Linked DNA regions of Homo sapiens: region 2 is linked to region 1. A link is a loop called in an ENCODE intact Hi-C map of the cell type or tissue named here. Cell type or tissue: heart left ventricle. All regions are shown on one strand.

What was found. A loop is a pair of places that touch in the nucleus more often than their neighbours do. Peaks named below come from ENCODE experiments on the same cell type or tissue, not always from the same donor. Only the 100,000 strongest peaks of a DNase experiment are listed, where the experiment ranks them.
Region 2: a loop joins it to region 1, with 2.3 times the contacts of the local background. A loop is called at or near these places in 6 of 110 quality-filtered maps.

What each region holds. Positions count from the first base shown.
Region 1 is chr20:57,650,487-57,658,486 of GRCh38, reverse strand. PMEPA1 (prostate transmembrane protein, androgen induced 1) reads left to right here. Exons shown (of 4, transcript NM_020182.5): 3 at 5,401-5,454; 4 at 5,889-8,000. The coding sequence ends at 6,434. Among named protein-coding and RNA genes, the nearest start is that of ZBP1, 34 kb to the right of the region's middle. RefSeq lists enhancers at 622-751, 2,587-3,184, 3,185-3,784 and a silencer at 3,978-4,057. In heart left ventricle, a CTCF peak has its summit at 4,028 (motif pointing left); DNase peaks (open chromatin) are centred at 656, 1,878, 4,016, 5,928 and 2 weaker places.
Region 2 is chr20:57,846,762-57,854,761 of GRCh38, reverse strand. No RefSeq gene overlaps it. Among named protein-coding and RNA genes, the nearest start is that of NKILA, 140 kb to the right of the region's middle. In heart left ventricle, no CTCF peak of the experiment used is centred here; a DNase peak (open chromatin) is centred at 3,191.

The DNA of each region.
Region 1 (8,000 bases):
AAAATTCCCCCTGCGTTTGGGAAGTGGCTGTGAGCCAGTCCCAGGGGGTGCTGCTGGTGAGTTGGATGGGCGCAGACAGGAGCAGGTGCACGGATGAAGGAAGCCGAGGGCCGTGGCCAGGAAGTTGGGGCGAGCTGCTCTTGAGGCCGTGCTGTGCAGGACCAGGTGAAGTGGGCGCGGGAGTGTGAGGAGGACAGAGCCCTGCAGGAGGGACCCCGCTCTCCATTACAGTCCTGGGTGTTGATCTCTCAGAGTTGTGAGCATTGGTGGGTGTTCTGGAAACCCCAAGAATTTCCCTTTCGAATCTCCACAAAGTCAGGGGCAAACAGGGCAGATCTGGGTCGGTGGGAACTTGCCCGCCTCTGACGGTGAACTCCCGGCTCCATGTCGGCCGCCTGAAGCCCGGCTGTTCGGTATCCTTCAGCAGGTGGACCAAAGGGCGGCACAGAGTTAATCTCTTAATGGCTTCCATCTCTGCACCCAGGATGTGTAACTCAACCACGTGGGGCAGGAAGCGGCTGTTTAAAGAGCAGGCTGGGAACTGTGGGGAGGAGGTGGCACGTGGCCAGCCCTGGGGCTGCGGCACGTCTCTGAGCCGGGGCTCACCAGGTGTGGGGAGGACTCACAGAACAGGCAGCACTGAGTGTGGCCTCCCCACTTCTGGGGACGCCTGGGGTTGGTGGTGGCGCCCAGAGTCCCTGGGCTGAGCCAAGTCAGCTGAGAAGCCTGTTGGCCACAGTCCCTAGCCGGAAGGCCTGTCCCTGGCAGGTCTGGACACCTCTGCTTGCATCAGGCCCCAGCCTCAGTGCGTCACCAGGTTGCCAGGGCAAGGAGCATCAGCCCTGGGACCTCTGATGGGAATGCCTGGCCCACAGACCCGGGGCCCACTGTGCGTCCCAGCACGCTGTCCGGAGGGCGTGCTGCAGACCTGCTGCTCTCAAGCCCCGACGTGTTTATTTGCTGTTGCTACCACTCCAGCAACAAGCACTGGTTACGTCTGCCCAGGGATGCCATCAGGGACTTCAGGGGTTCACCCCACTTTCCAGAGGAGAAACTGGGGATGAGAGAGGTGGAACATTTGCCGGAGGCCACACTGCTTGTCACTGCCGGTGTGAAGAGCCCACAGCCTATTCCGTCCTCCCTCAAGTGCTGGGGAGAGTGACGGTGCCTGGACATTCCAGAAGGCACCAGCCCTGGAGGGGCACTAACTCCAGGCTGGACTCACCTTGCCCCTCGGAGCCTCAGTGTGTGCATCTCCACAGTGGGTTGAAGCTAGGCCTGTGCGGCCCGTGGTCATGGGGAGGATGCAGTTAGTGGAGAGTGTACCGTACCCAGAGGCCGACTGCAGGGGCTTCACTGTTGTGGAGCAGGAGACGGCACCTGGGATCCTGCTGCCAGGAAGGGGTAGGATTCCGTCACACCTTCGGCCAATAGAAAGTCTCCTCCCACTGTCTACCCAGCCGCCTGCACAGCCGCCCGGGATGCCTGGCTGGGTAAACGTGGAGCCTCACTAGGCCTAAAGCAGAATGTGGCAGCTCCCCTGGGGACCCCCTGCCAGACAGGAGTCCCTGGGCCCCGCGGCCTTCCATAGAGATCCACATACAGCTCTTATCTGTCCCGGGCCCAGTCTACATCCCCCCAGCCCATCCATGCTCTGCCCCTGGCATGGCTATCCGACCATGGCCCCTTTTCAGGGTGACCCTGGGGGTCCCCTCTTGCCTGTATGGAGACAAGAGCTCGTGCCTCACCCACCTGCCTCACCATCTCAGGTAAGACCCTGAGCTCTGAGGTCTTTTCTCGGCCTTGTCACCTCCTTGTTGTGTGACACTGGGCAAGGATCTGCCCTCTGAGGGTGAGGCTCCAGTGCAGGCAAGCCCCTCGACCAGGGATGGCACTTCCACCCTGGCGCTGCTCCGAGGGTATTCGGGACATGATGCAGAACGTCACTGCAGTGACCGCCCAGCCACGGAGTGGCGCAGACTTCAGGTTTACCCAGAAAGGCAATCCCAGTCTTTGTGCCCAAGGCCTGCTCAGACTAGGAACTCAGGCCTTGGATGGGGTGACCCTTTGTCCTCTTTATCCCCCAATCAGTCCTCAGTGTGGGTCTCCTGCTCCCGAGAGAACCCAGCCCACCAAGGGCCCATTTCCCAGGGGCAGGGACAAGACTGTGGCCAGGCCAATGTGCGACAATCTGCCAGCAGCGGGAGCCAAAGACCTAGCGTCCACTCCCATGGCCTCAGGAGATACCGAATTCCCCCAGGCCCCTTGTGCTGGGCTGTGGGGGAATTCAGTATCTCCTGAGGACATGGGAGGTACCGAATTTTTTAGGAACATCTCTTTATTCTTTAGAAACATCTCTGAGTCCTCGAAGTTTGATAGAAGGCCATCCCGTCCCCTTGGATGTTCCTGGGGACTCCAGGGGAAGAATGGGCAGCTACGTTCTGGCCTCGTGGTGTTAAGACTCTGGAGGGGTCTGGGAGGAGCTGCCTGAGCGTCAGCTCACTGCGGCTGCCTGGTTTTGTCAATGAGGTCTTTTCTGAGTGTGAATGAAGTGTTTTCGAGTGCGTTTTGCCCATAGCTGCGCTTGGCTGTAGCAGCAGGGTTCAGTGGTATGACAGAGACCCGCCGGCCCACAAACCAGAAAATATTTTACTCTCTGGCTCTTTATGGAAACAGTTTTCAGACCCTTGGTCTAGAAGCATCTAAATGGGGAAGGCGCAGGTGGACTGGGTGCGCCCACTTCAAAGAAGAGGAGTCCACCCCGAGCCCTGGGAGTCTGGGAGTGGTTGGAGGCTGCTGGGAGCAGGGGGCTCGTCAGCAGTGGCTGTAGGATTGGAACCTGTCCTTGTCCTCCACCTGGGGTGACTGGCAGACATAGCCAGAGGCTGGGGAAGGTTCCAGACAATTCTGAAGCTGGGCCCACCTCCCCCGACTTCTCAAGCCACTTTGGAACCTAATTCCACAAAGATGACTTGCACGGGTCACCCAGCAACTTCCGCACTTAAGTAGCAACCTGAGCACTCCCTGACTGCATAGCACGCCGGCGCCTGGCACTGGGGAAACGGTAGCAGCTCCTGCAGGGCGAGTGAGACCCCTGAATAGGCCACCGGGGGCAGAGGGACAAAGGCTGTGGTGCAGGAGGGGACTGGAGGAGATGGGAGGAGGTGCCTGACCCGCCTGGGGGGCTAACGGAGAGCTCTGGGGTTAGCACACCTGGGCAGAGGCTTGAGGGGCCAGTCAAAGTTCTTCAGGAAAGGGAGGAAAGAGGGGCCATTGGTCCAGACCCAGGATGGGCTCAGATCCAAAGGCAAGACGTGAGAGTCTGTGTTCACTGGGCACCTTGCAGAACACACTGTATGGTGCATTGCAGGCGCTGTCATCAGCCCGCTATACAGATAGGAAAACCCGTTAAAGGAAACAGCTATACTACGGCCGTGGACATCTAGGGGGTATGGGCCTCGGTAAGGGGTTGGAACTTTCTCTCCTGGAGGCAGCGGGGGGCCCAGACGGTTTAAGCAGAGGAGTGGCAGGGTGTGGGGTGGGGGGCATGAGGGAGATGTTCCCACTTCTGTGAGGAGGAAGGGCCCTGGGGAAGGGCAAGAGTGGAGGAGACCCTGGGAGACCCCTCAAGGACCTCAAAGACCAGCGGCACTCGCAGCCTCTGGGAGATGGTGAGACACGCAGGCTCGCCAGCCCTCCTGCTACAGAATCTGCATTTTTGCAGGCTGCAGATGGACTGTCTGCACATGGAGGCCCTGGTTCCATAGGACTTTGCTGTCCACTAGGCACAGATGCTGGGGAGAGAGGTGGATAGAACTGTCTAATAGAAGGAGAAGTGAGAGGGGATCAAGGGTGGGTGGAACAAGGGTGGTGGGGAGAGGAGCTGTCAGGAATGATCCTGTGGATCTGGCTTTGCAACTTGAAGAATATCAGAGCCATTCGCTAAATCAGGAGACGAGGCAGTTAAGACCTCCTTAAGGGGTAGGAGCGGTCCTGACGGGACAGTTTTGAGGGGCCACAGAGCCTCCTAGTGGCCATATGGGAAATTACCACCCTCTGGCCGTTCCTACCCAGGCTGCAGGTGAGCGGTATCCTACCTGGGAACCCTCAAAAAACCTGCCCCAAGGGAACGTTTGAGGTGATGGACATACTCATTATCTTGATTGTGGTGAGAGGTTCTTGGTATAAATATATGCCCGAACCAAATTGTATGCTTTGAATATGTCCATTTATTTGCATATCAGTTATATTTCAATGAAGCTATAAAAGTAACAGACATCCCTTTCCCCGGGCCCAGGGCTCACCGTCATGGCATTTGGGGAAACTCAGAGGAACTGGTCCTGGCATGGGGTCTCATTTTCCTCAGAGCAGATGGCATAAGCTTCATGAAGTGGCAGCTGTGCCCCTGCACCCAGACCAGAGCTTGGCGCCACAGTGGAACCACACACCTCCTTTGCCAGAGGCTGAATCACTGTTTTATGGCAGAGCAGCCGCCTTGGGCACTTTCCTCAACTCTCCTGTTTTTCACCTGTGAACTGGGACATCAGTAATGATGGGCTCACTAGATCAAGGGAGAGAAAGACTGTAAAGAAATAAATGCATAGAAGCAATGATTAAGTTAGGACAGGTGCTGGAAAGGGAATCAACAGATGACAAGGTTCACGGGAGAGGCCCTTCAGATGCTGGTCTCCAAGGGTCTGCAGGGGACGCTGGAACTGAAAGTGGACAGCAGCGGGCCGTGCAGCCTGGCCTGCCGTGTAAAGGACCTGGGGCTCGGGCTGAGCTTGTTGAGGCCCCAGGGGGCTGGTCAGCATGGCTGGTGGGAGTGTGGAGGTGACACCCAGCACATTCACATGCTACCTGAGTGCCACGTGGGCTCCGGGTGGTTTTTACATTCAAATTCAGCAAGTGCTTGAGCAACTATGAGGCAAGTACTGTAATCTCAAGAACTGTAATTCAGGTACAGAAACTGCAGCGTTGAAATTAAGTAACTTGACGCAGGTCACACAGCCAGCAGGGGGCCCAGGCCCAGGGGAGTGGGGCCAGGGGTGAGGGGCTGAGGCCATGTTCAGCCTGGTGAGAAGCCACTGAGGCCCACGGGAAGCTACAGGCAGCTTTGAGAAGGGGGCCCCACAAGTGGGTGTATGTTTTGGAAAGTGTCAGGCTGGATTTTCAGGGGACAGCAGAGGGCACCTCAGGGATCAGTGAGGAGGTGATTGCGCTCACGTCCTGGAAAAGCGCCCAGGGCCAGGGGCTGGGGAAGCTGGTTCCGATGCAGAGAGGTGGGCGGGTTCAAGAGCTGATTCCAGGGTAAAGGCCTAAGAGTCGAATCTGGGTTGAGCCTTTGCTGTCCCTCCTGCCCACCCCACTGACCCTGCTTGTACGTTTCTTCCTGTGCAGGAAGGATGCCTGTGGCCCTCGGAGAGCACAGTGTCAGGCAACGGAATCCCAGAGGTGAGACCTCCCTCGGCCTCCCCTCCAACACCCCCATCCCACCCTGGGCTGCTCCCGCTGCGGCTGGAACAGTGTGGGCTGCTAAAGGCTCACCCCTCCGCCCTCCTCTGCAGTGCCCTTGCTGCTGGGATCCTCCTTGCCGGAGATCATCTGCTCCCTGCCCCTGAGGGAGCAGCCCAGCTCTCTGCTCTCTGCACACGGGAGCACGGACGCTGCCACTGTTTGGAGGAGGGCGGTGCAGCTCTGCAGTGCTGCCCCCCAGGCCAGGGCCCCCGCGGGATCAGGCTCTGGGCTCCCGCCCCCGCCAGCCCTGCTGCCCTCTCCCTTTCCCCAGAGAGCCAAGTCCCATGCAGCAGAACTCCAGTCTCAGGATCGCTTCTGGACAACCCACCTGAGACAGCCGCCCTCCCTCACTCCCGCTCTGCTTCCTCCAGCCGCAGGTCTACGCCCCGCCTCGGCCCACCGACCGCCTGGCCGTGCCGCCCTTCGCCCAGCGGGAGCGCTTCCACCGCTTCCAGCCCACCTATCCGTACCTGCAGCACGAGATCGACCTGCCACCCACCATCTCGCTGTCAGACGGGGAGGAGCCCCCACCCTACCAGGGCCCCTGCACCCTCCAGCTTCGGGACCCCGAGCAGCAGCTGGAACTGAACCGGGAGTCGGTGCGCGCACCCCCAAACAGAACCATCTTCGACAGTGACCTGATGGATAGTGCCAGGCTGGGCGGCCCCTGCCCCCCCAGCAGTAACTCGGGCATCAGCGCCACGTGCTACGGCAGCGGCGGGCGCATGGAGGGGCCGCCGCCCACCTACAGCGAGGTCATCGGCCACTACCCGGGGTCCTCCTTCCAGCACCAGCAGAGCAGTGGGCCGCCCTCCTTGCTGGAGGGGACCCGGCTCCACCACACACACATCGCGCCCCTAGAGAGCGCAGCCATCTGGAGCAAAGAGAAGGATAAACAGAAAGGACACCCTCTCTAGGGTCCCCAGGGGGGCCGGGCTGGGGCTGCGTAGGTGAAAAGGCAGAACACTCCGCGCTTCTTAGAAGAGGAGTGAGAGGAAGGCGGGGGGCGCAGCAACGCATCGTGTGGCCCTCCCCTCCCACCTCCCTGTGTATAAATATTTACATGTGATGTCTGGTCTGAATGCACAAGCTAAGAGAGCTTGCAAAAAAAAAAAGAAAAAAGAAAAAAAAAAACCACGTTTCTTTGTTGAGCTGTGTCTTGAAGGCAAAAGAAAAAAAATTTCTACAGTAGTCTTTCTTGTTTCTAGTTGAGCTGCGTGCGTGAATGCTTATTTTCTTTTGTTTATGATAATTTCACTTAACTTTAAAGACATATTTGCACAAAACCTTTGTTTAAAGATCTGCAATATTATATATATAAATATATATAAGATAAGAGAAACTGTATGTGCGAGGGCAGGAGTATTTTTGTATTAGAAGAGGCCTATTAAAAAAAAAAGTTGTTTTCTGAACTAGAAGAGGAAAAAAATGGCAATTTTTGAGTGCCAAGTCAGAAAGTGTGTATTACCTTGTAAAGAAAAAAATTACAAAGCAGGGGTTTAGAGTTATTTATATAAATGTTGAGATTTTGCACTATTTTTTAATATAAATATGTCAGTGCTTGCTTGATGGAAACTTCTCTTGTGTCTGTTGAGACTTTAAGGGAGAAATGTCGGAATTTCAGAGTCGCCTGACGGCAGAGGGTGAGCCCCCGTGGAGTCTGCAGAGAGGCCTTGGCCAGGAGCGGCGGGCTTTCCCGAGGGGCCACTGTCCCTGCAGAGTGGATGCTTCTGCCTAGTGACAGGTTATCACCACGTTATATATTCCCTACCGAAGGAGACACCTTTTCCCCCCTGACCCAGAACAGCCTTTAAATCACAAGCAAAATAGGAAAGTTAACCACGGAGGCACCGAGTTCCAGGTAGTGGTTTTGCCTTTCCCAAAAATGAAAATAAACTGTTACCGAAGGAATTAGTTTTTCCTCTTCTTTTTTCCAACTGTGAAGGTCCCCGTGGGGTGGAGCATGGTGCCCCTCACAAGCCGCAGCGGCTGGTGCCCGGGCTACCAGGGACATGCCAGAGGGCTCGATGACTTGTCTCTGCAGGGCGCTTTGGTGGTTGTTCAGCTGGCTAAAGGTTCACCGGTGAAGGCAGGTGCGGTAACTGCCGCACTGGACCCTAGGAAGCCCCAGGTATTCGCAATCTGACCTCCTCCTGTCTGTTTCCCTTCACGGATCAATTCTCACTTAAGAGGCCAATAAACAACCCAACATGAAAAGGTGACAAGCCTGGGTTTCTCCCAGGATAGGTGAAAGGGTTAAAATGAGTAAAGCAGTTGAGCAAACACCAACCCGAGCTTCGGGCGCAGAATTCTTCACCTTCTCTTCCCCTTTCCATCTCCTTTCCCCGCGGAAACAACGCTTCCCTTCTGGTGTGTCTGTTGATCTGTGTTTTCATTTACATCTCTCTTAGACTCCGCTCTTGTTCTCCAGGTTTTCACCAGATAGATTTGGGGTTGGCGGGACCTGCTGGTGACGTGCAGGT
Region 2 (8,000 bases), 200 kb before region 1:
CTATTGAAAACAAATAAGATAACAAGGTATTGCTACATTTATAACATATGTACAAGGAAAATGTATGATAAAAATAGCACAAAAAACTAAGTGGTTAATGAAATTATACTGAAATTATCCACGTCCGGTGCAATCCCCTCCCCCTGAGTGTGGGTGAGACCTGGGAATAGGATGGGATGTTACTCCCAGGATTAGATCACACTATACGTCAACCAGAAAGAGATTTTTATAGATGTGATTGAAGTTTCTAATCACTTTGACTTTGAGTTTAATCAAAAGAGAAATATTCCTGGGTGAGCTCAACCTCATCGGGCAAGTTTTTAAGAGAGACATTCTTGCTATCTTTGAACAAGTGAACAGTGATGTTTTTGACTGCCTATGCAAAGGAGTGGCCTGGGAGGTGGGGATGGGGAGAGTCTTAGTTATCTAGTCCCGAAGAAATGAATTCTGTCAACAATCATGCGAGCTTGGAAAGAAGACCCTAAGACTTGGATAAAACGACACCACCAGCTGACTCCTCACTTGCAGTCTTGTGAGACCCTGAGGACCTTGACACAGGACCCAGTGAGGCCCTGCTGGGACTTCTGACCCATAGAAACAAAATGGTGGGTAATAAATAGTTGTTGTTTAAAGCCATTACATTTGTGGTCATTTGTTATGTAACAATAGAAAACTAGTATGTGTTGTTTTTAGGTTCCAATTTTGTAGATGAAATTGCATAATATTTATTTAATGTGGACTGGGACAAGCTATGAATGCACACTGAAATTTAGAGAACCACAGAAAAGTGTTACAATAGAGGAGATTAAAAAAATACTAAGAAATACTCAATCCAAAAAAAGGCAGGGAAAGAGGAGCAAAGGAACAAAAATATTAGAGACAAATACAAAACAAATCACAACATGCTACACTAAAACCCACCCATATCAATAATGATATTAAATGTAAATGAGCCAAACACTTCATATAAAAGGCACCAATTATCAGACTAGATAAAAATAAACAGTACCTGACTACTTGCTGTTTACAAGCGTCACTTTGATAGTCACTCTTTAAGGACACAGATGAACTGAATGAAAGATGATGGGGAAAGATACATGATGCAAACACCAATCATAAAAGAAACTAGAGTATTACCTGAAATAAAGAGAGACTCCTCATAGTGACAAAAAGGTGAATGCATCGAGAAGATATAACAATGCTAAAGGTGAATACATCTAATAACAGAGGTTCAAGATATTGAAGCAAAATCTGACAGAATTAAAATGAGAAATAGACCAATCCACAATCACAGCTGAGCACTTAAAACACAGCCCTGTGAATAATTGATTTTTAGAAAGCAGTGATGGATAGAAAAATTAGTACGGCTATAGAAGATTTGAACAACATTATTAATCGACTTGGCCAATTGACGTTTTTGGAACATCCCACCCCATAACCACAGAATATATTCTTTTCAAGTGACATGAAACATCCACTACAATATATCATATGCTGAACCATAGAGTGAGTCTCAATATATTTCAAAGGACTGGAATCGTACAGACAACGTTCTCTGACTACAGTGGAATTTAACTAGAAATTAATTACAAAAATATAACTATTCCCAAATATTTTGAATATTAAGCCATACATTTCTAAATAACTGGATCATGGAAGAAATCACAAAGAATATTTTTAAATGTTTTGAAATAAATGTAATGAAAATAAAACACATCAAAATCTGTGGGACAAGCTAAAGCAAAAAACTTAGAGGGAGACTTAGAGATTTAAATTCATACATTCAGAAAGAGCAAAGGTATAAAATCAATACTCTAAACTTCTGTCTTAAGAAGCTATGAAAAGAGAGCAAATTAAACTCAATGCAAGTAGAAGAATGGAACTAATAAAGATAAGGGGAGAAAACAAAATAGAAAATAGATACACAATAAAGAAAGCAACAAAGTGAAAACTTGATTCTTTGAAAACATTAATCAAGTCAGCTGACTCCTAGGAAGACCTGTCAACAAAACTACAATCTTGGTGCCAACCAGACCTGGGTGTGAATCCCACCTGGGATACTTCCCAACTGGGGACCAATGGAATGTGACTTAGTCCACAATTTCCCAACCTGAAGAGTGGGGATACTTATATCTGTTTACAGAGACTCTGCAGATTTAGGAAGATCATGTATGGGAAGGGCTGGCACAGGCCCTGGGGTGTAGGAGCACCAAGAATGGTGGCATTAAAGTAAAGATTCTAAGGATGTAGAATGTAAAGTTTGCTGCAGAACCTCGACCTCAGTTTGTCATTATACACCCATTAGTGTGCTGCATTGATTAACATCTCTCTTCCCCATAAGACTGTAAGCTACACAAGGGCATAGGTCTGTATCAATAAGGTTAAGCTATGGGTTCTTTATTTGAAGGCTACCCCAAGTTCATTTCCATCTCTTTTCTTTTTTGCCATCTCCCGCCTTCCTTGCAGCTAGAGTCAGCCATGTAACCCAGTTTGTTGGCTTGGGCTTGTAGGACAGATGTGGCTGACTCAGAATTCTACCCTCCTTTCTTCTTCCAGTCTTCAATGCAGATGTGATGGATGAGCTATAGTGGCTATCTTGTGTCCGTATTGTAAAGAGCAAGAGAAGCAGAGAAATCATCCTTGACTCTGTTGAATTGCTGAATCAACTCAGCTGCTTACTTTTGAACTTCTCTCCATGTGGGAAAAATAACTCCTCATTGCCTGGGTCATTTTAGGTCAGGTATTATTCAGTCTACAGGGGAATGCCTTCCTAACCAATGTGGCACCATTCCAGGGTGTAGGAAGAAAAGCGTGCAAGGATGTTCATCGCAAGATTGTTTTAAATAACACATGCCCCCGCAAAGGGACTTGGTTGGATTATGATACACAATACCACAGAGGCTCTACATCTCTTAAACAGATTAAGCTACTGTTACAAAAAGAGACAAAAAACAGTACATTTTAAAAGAACAGAGAAAAAATTATTATATATATATTATATATATGTATATATATATGTATATATAACTAAAACAAAAAGTGTATACATGTATGCACTCATATATTTGTGGAGAATTGGGAAGTCACCATTGCTACAGCTATCCCATCCAGGGGACAGGAATCCCAGAGACAATGACCAGGGGCCACCCCAGCCCCCACCCAGAGGCTTGCTGCTGTCATCCCAGTGCTGAGGCCAGCCATGAGGGAGGCAGAGGAAAGAAGAAGAGAGAATTCCTGGGAGTCTCTTCCCAGAAGCAGAAGTCAGGGTCCCCCTGGGGTTTCCTCTTGAGCCCTCTGGACCTGCCTCCCTGCTCTCTAAATGACCTCTCTGACTGTCTTGTCCCTCAGGAGAAAGTGTTGTCTCTCAGGCCTGGGCCAGAATGTCTTCTTTCCTAACATGTTATGGGAAACATTGGTCCTAAAATAGTCTACATCTGCAGAACATTTCCCAGCTCACAGAGCCACTTCACATTCCAGCCCCATACCCCAATTCTGTGATGTGGATGCTGAGGAGCCCATTGTTCAGATGAGAAAACTGAGACTCAGGGTCGTGTAATTCACCTTACAGTCCTCCTCCCCGACCATTGCTGGGTATTGAACCCAAGTCTGCAGACTTCAAACCCTGAGCTCTGCCAGTTTCAGATTCAGGGAACATTGGAGCAGGAAGTGGGTCCTCGCCATGCCCCAACTCTACCAGCATCTTGGTCTTGGGCTCTCAGCCTCCAGAACCATGAGAAATAAGTTTGTTGTTTAAGCCACTCAGTCTGTGATAAGTTTGGTATAACAGTTCGAAATGGACCAAGGCCTCCCTCTCTCCCTCCCTCCCTCCTTCCTTCCTGTCTTCCCTCAATTCTTTCTCCCCTTTTTTCCTTCCTCTCCCAGGCCCCTGTGGGAGTTTGGAGTTGCAGATTCTGAGGCCTGGGGAGGCGTCCTGGCTACAAGGCTCACCACAGGGGACATCTGGGTGCTTTTCCTCTCTGATCCTCAGGTAACTCCTCTACAGACTGGGATAACGGGAGCCCCTGACTGGTGCCATTACTCAACAGGAGAGGGTAGGGAGCTGGTTACTGAGATCATACATGTGGTACCAGAATGACTGAGCTGCCTGGATTTACAGGCACTTGTTACACCCCAGGAAGAGCCACTGCAACCATCAAGAATAATTGAAATGAGGCCGGGTGCAGTGGCTCATGCCTGTAATCCCAGCACTTTGGGAGGCCGAGGCAGGTGGATCACCTGAGGTCAAGAGTTCGAGACCAGCCTAGGCCAACTTGGCGAAACCCCATCTCTACTAAAAATACAAAAATCAGCCAGGCATTGTTGTGGGCACCTGTAATCTCAGCTACTCGGGAGGCTGAGGCAGGAGAATTGCTTGAACCAAGGAGGCGGAGGTTGCAGTGAGCGGAGATTGCACCACTGCATTTTAGCCTAGGCGAAAGAATGAGACTCCATCTCAAAAGAAAAAAAAAAAAAGAATAATTGAAATGAAATAAATTAGGCCTCCAGGATGAGAATGGCAGTTTGAAATTTTCTCACAGAATTCCTTTCCCCCCGTGCTTGACATCATGGGCAAAAAGTAGCAGCAATCATCAAAGAAAGAAAACAGCCAACAGCATCACCCAAGCATGTACAGGATCAAACTTAAATAACTGACAGCCAAGAGAAGAATCGGAAAACTCAGGGCACGGCACGCTGGCTTCCTAATCCTGCTGACCTCCTGACCCTTCTGGCTTCCTAACCCAGACAGCCCAACTCCCAGGAACTGGCGCTGGGAGCTGACAAAGTCTGGAGAAGACCTGAGGAAAGCCACTTGAATGGGTTTTCTTATTACCTTTTCTGACCAAGGCCTGGGAGGAACCAGGGCTGGGCAAACAGGAGGGCTGATCCTCTAACTCATTGGTCCTCAACCTTTTTGGCACCAGGGACTGGTTTTATGGAAGACAATTTTTCCACGGGACTGGGCGGGGGTGAGGGAAGGTTTGGGGATGAAGCTGATCCACCTCAGATCATCAGGCATTAGATTCCCATAAGGAGCGTGCAACCTAGACCCTCTCACGCGCAATTCACAATCGGGTTTGTGCTCCTATGAAAATCTAATGCCGTTGCTGATCTGACAGGAGGGGGAGCTCAGACGGTCGTGCTCACTCACCTGCCACTCAGCTCCTGCTGTGCAGCCAAATTCCTAACAGGCCACGAACCGTGGCTGGGGGATCAGGGACCCCTGCTCTAACTGCAGTAAATGCTTCAGGACCGCAGGTTAATCCAGAAAATAGCCTTGATCCGAGGGTCACTCTTGTATATGCACCCACATACACCCAACCAGAAGGGAGGACAGCCTGGCATAGGAAGACAGCAAAGCCCAGGCAACCACGTGGCCACACATGTTCTTCCCTAAACTCTCCTGATGTTGCAACCATTCCTGGGCTTCCAAGTAAGTGGTAGAATATGAAACACTCAGATCTCAATGCCCAGTGCCAAGCAGGAAATTCCGTGGTCTCAGACACAGCACAGGGGAAACAAGAGAAGATTTTGGATGAGCTGCTTAAGGCCAAGATCAATGAAAAAAATGCAATGGTTTTCTAGGGCTGACATAGCAAAATGCCACCAATGGGGTGGCTTACACAGTTCTGGAGGTTGGAAGTCCAAGATGGCGGTGTTGGCAAGTTTTGGTGTCTTCTAAGGACTTGCAGGCAGCCACCTTCTTGCTGTGTCTTCACATGGTCTTCTCTCTGTATACACATCCCTAGTGCCTCTTTGTGAGTCCAAATTTCCTCTTCTTATAAGGATACTAGTCAGATAGGATTGGGACCCACTCAGTCTTATTTTAACTTAATCACCTCTTTAAGGCTATGCCTCCAAATACTGTCACATTCTGAAGTACTGAGGGTTAGCACTTCAACGTATGATTTTGGAGGGGGAGCCTAGTTCAACCCATAACAGATGGGAACAAAGCAAACACACATAGTAGAAGAAAAAAGAGAAAGAGAAGAAGAAAGGAAGGGAGGGAGGAAGGAAAGGAGGGAGGGAGAAAGGAAATGAGGAAGGAAGGCAGAGAGGGAATAAAGGAAGGAGAGAAAGAAGAAATACTTCAAAAAGAGCACAACCAAGAAGAAAACTATCTCCAGAAACAGAAGACAATATCTCCTAATTGCTTAGCCTTATAGAAAACTTAATAAAAATTATACATTCAATAAAATGAGAGCTCAAAGACAAAATGATAAAAACAGAAAATCCTATTTAGGATATAAACTGACCTAAAGAAACAGATTAATAACAAAAATGACATCATTATATACCTAAGAAATAAATTTTAAATGACAGAAAGCAGATCAGATACAAGTAGAAGTCAAAATATTGACATGGAGAATGGGCTTGGGATAAAATGAGTAAACATGAAAAAAGCAAAAAAAAAAAAAAAAAAAAAGAGAGAAAACTGAGCAGAGCTTTCAGGCATGGATGCCACTGCAGGGGAAGCAGTAGCAGGGCTTTTGAGCATCCCTGAAGGGAAAAGCCCAACAAAGACAATATATTCAAAAATATGAAGCAGGAAAATTTTCCTGAAATAAAGACAAACCTCTGAAACCTTACAGTTTAGAAAAACAAATACACGTTGTGTTCCATGAAAATTTTGTTAAAAATGTTCTGCATTGAGACATATCCTAATTGAATTATTGAATTTCAAAGATAGAGAAAGACTTCTCAAACATTCAGGCAGGAACACAAATCTTTGAAAAGCAGGGAATATCAGGCTGGACCCAGATTTTCTACAGCAATATCTAAAGCCAGAAAACAACAAAACAACTTCCATAAAGCTGGAGGGACTGTGAGTGCCACTGTAGACACTGTGTCCTGTCAAGACAGCGGGGAGATGCTCCCACACGTGAGAAAACTCAGGGAGTTCAGCCCATGAAGAAGCCTCCCTGAGCAGAGATCTTCTGAAGAAAATTGTAGGCTGGGTGCGGTGGCTCATGCCTGTAATCCCAGCACTTTGGGAGGCTGAGGCAGGCAGATCGTTTGAGGCCAGAAGTTTGAGACCAGCCTGGCCAACATGGTGAAGCCCCATCTCTACTAAAAATACAAAAATCAGCCAGATGTGGTGGCGGGTTTCTGTAATCTCAGCTACTAGGGAGGCTAAGGCAGGAGAATTGCTTGAACCAAAGAGGCAGAGGTTGCAGTGAGCAGAGATTATGCCACTGCACTCCAGCCTGGGGGACAGAGTGAGACTCCATCTCAAAAGAAAAAAAAGAAAAGAAAATTGAAGTAAACTTTTTGACAATGAATGCTATGGTTTGGAAGTTTGTCCCCTCCAAACCACAAGTTGAAATGTGATTCCCAATGTTGGAGGTGGTGCCTAATAGGAGGAGTTTGGGACATGGAGGTGGATCCTTCATGAATAGATGAATGCCTTCCCTTAAGTGGGGTTAGTGAATTCACACTCTATTAGTTCCAGAGACAGCTGGTGGCTAAAATGAGCCTAGCACCTCCCTGCTGTCTCTCTGGCTTCCTCTCTCCCCATGTGTTCTCTGCACATGCCAGCTCCCCTTCACCCTCCATCATGAGTGGAAGCAGCTTGAGGCCCTCACCAGATGCAGATGCTCAGTCATGAACTTTCCAACCCCCAGAATCATGAGCCACATAAACCTCTTTTTCTTTATAAATTACCCAGCCTCAGGTAATTCCTTATTGCAACACAAAACTAAGACATTGAAATCCAAGCAGTAAGAGATTAATCAGAGAAAGGACTCAGACCACGCATATACATACCCTATGTCCCAGCAATTCCACTCCTAGGATTTCCATGATAGCAGTGAGGGCATCTGTCCAGGCAAAGAGCTGTACACAAATATTCAGAGCAGCTTTATTTGTAACAGCCAAAAATTGGAAACGACCCAAATGTGCATCAACAGGAGAATGGATAAACAAGCTGTGATACAGCCAAACAAAAGGACATCACTCAGCAATGAGGTGAGTGAACTACTGATACACACAACTGCATGGAT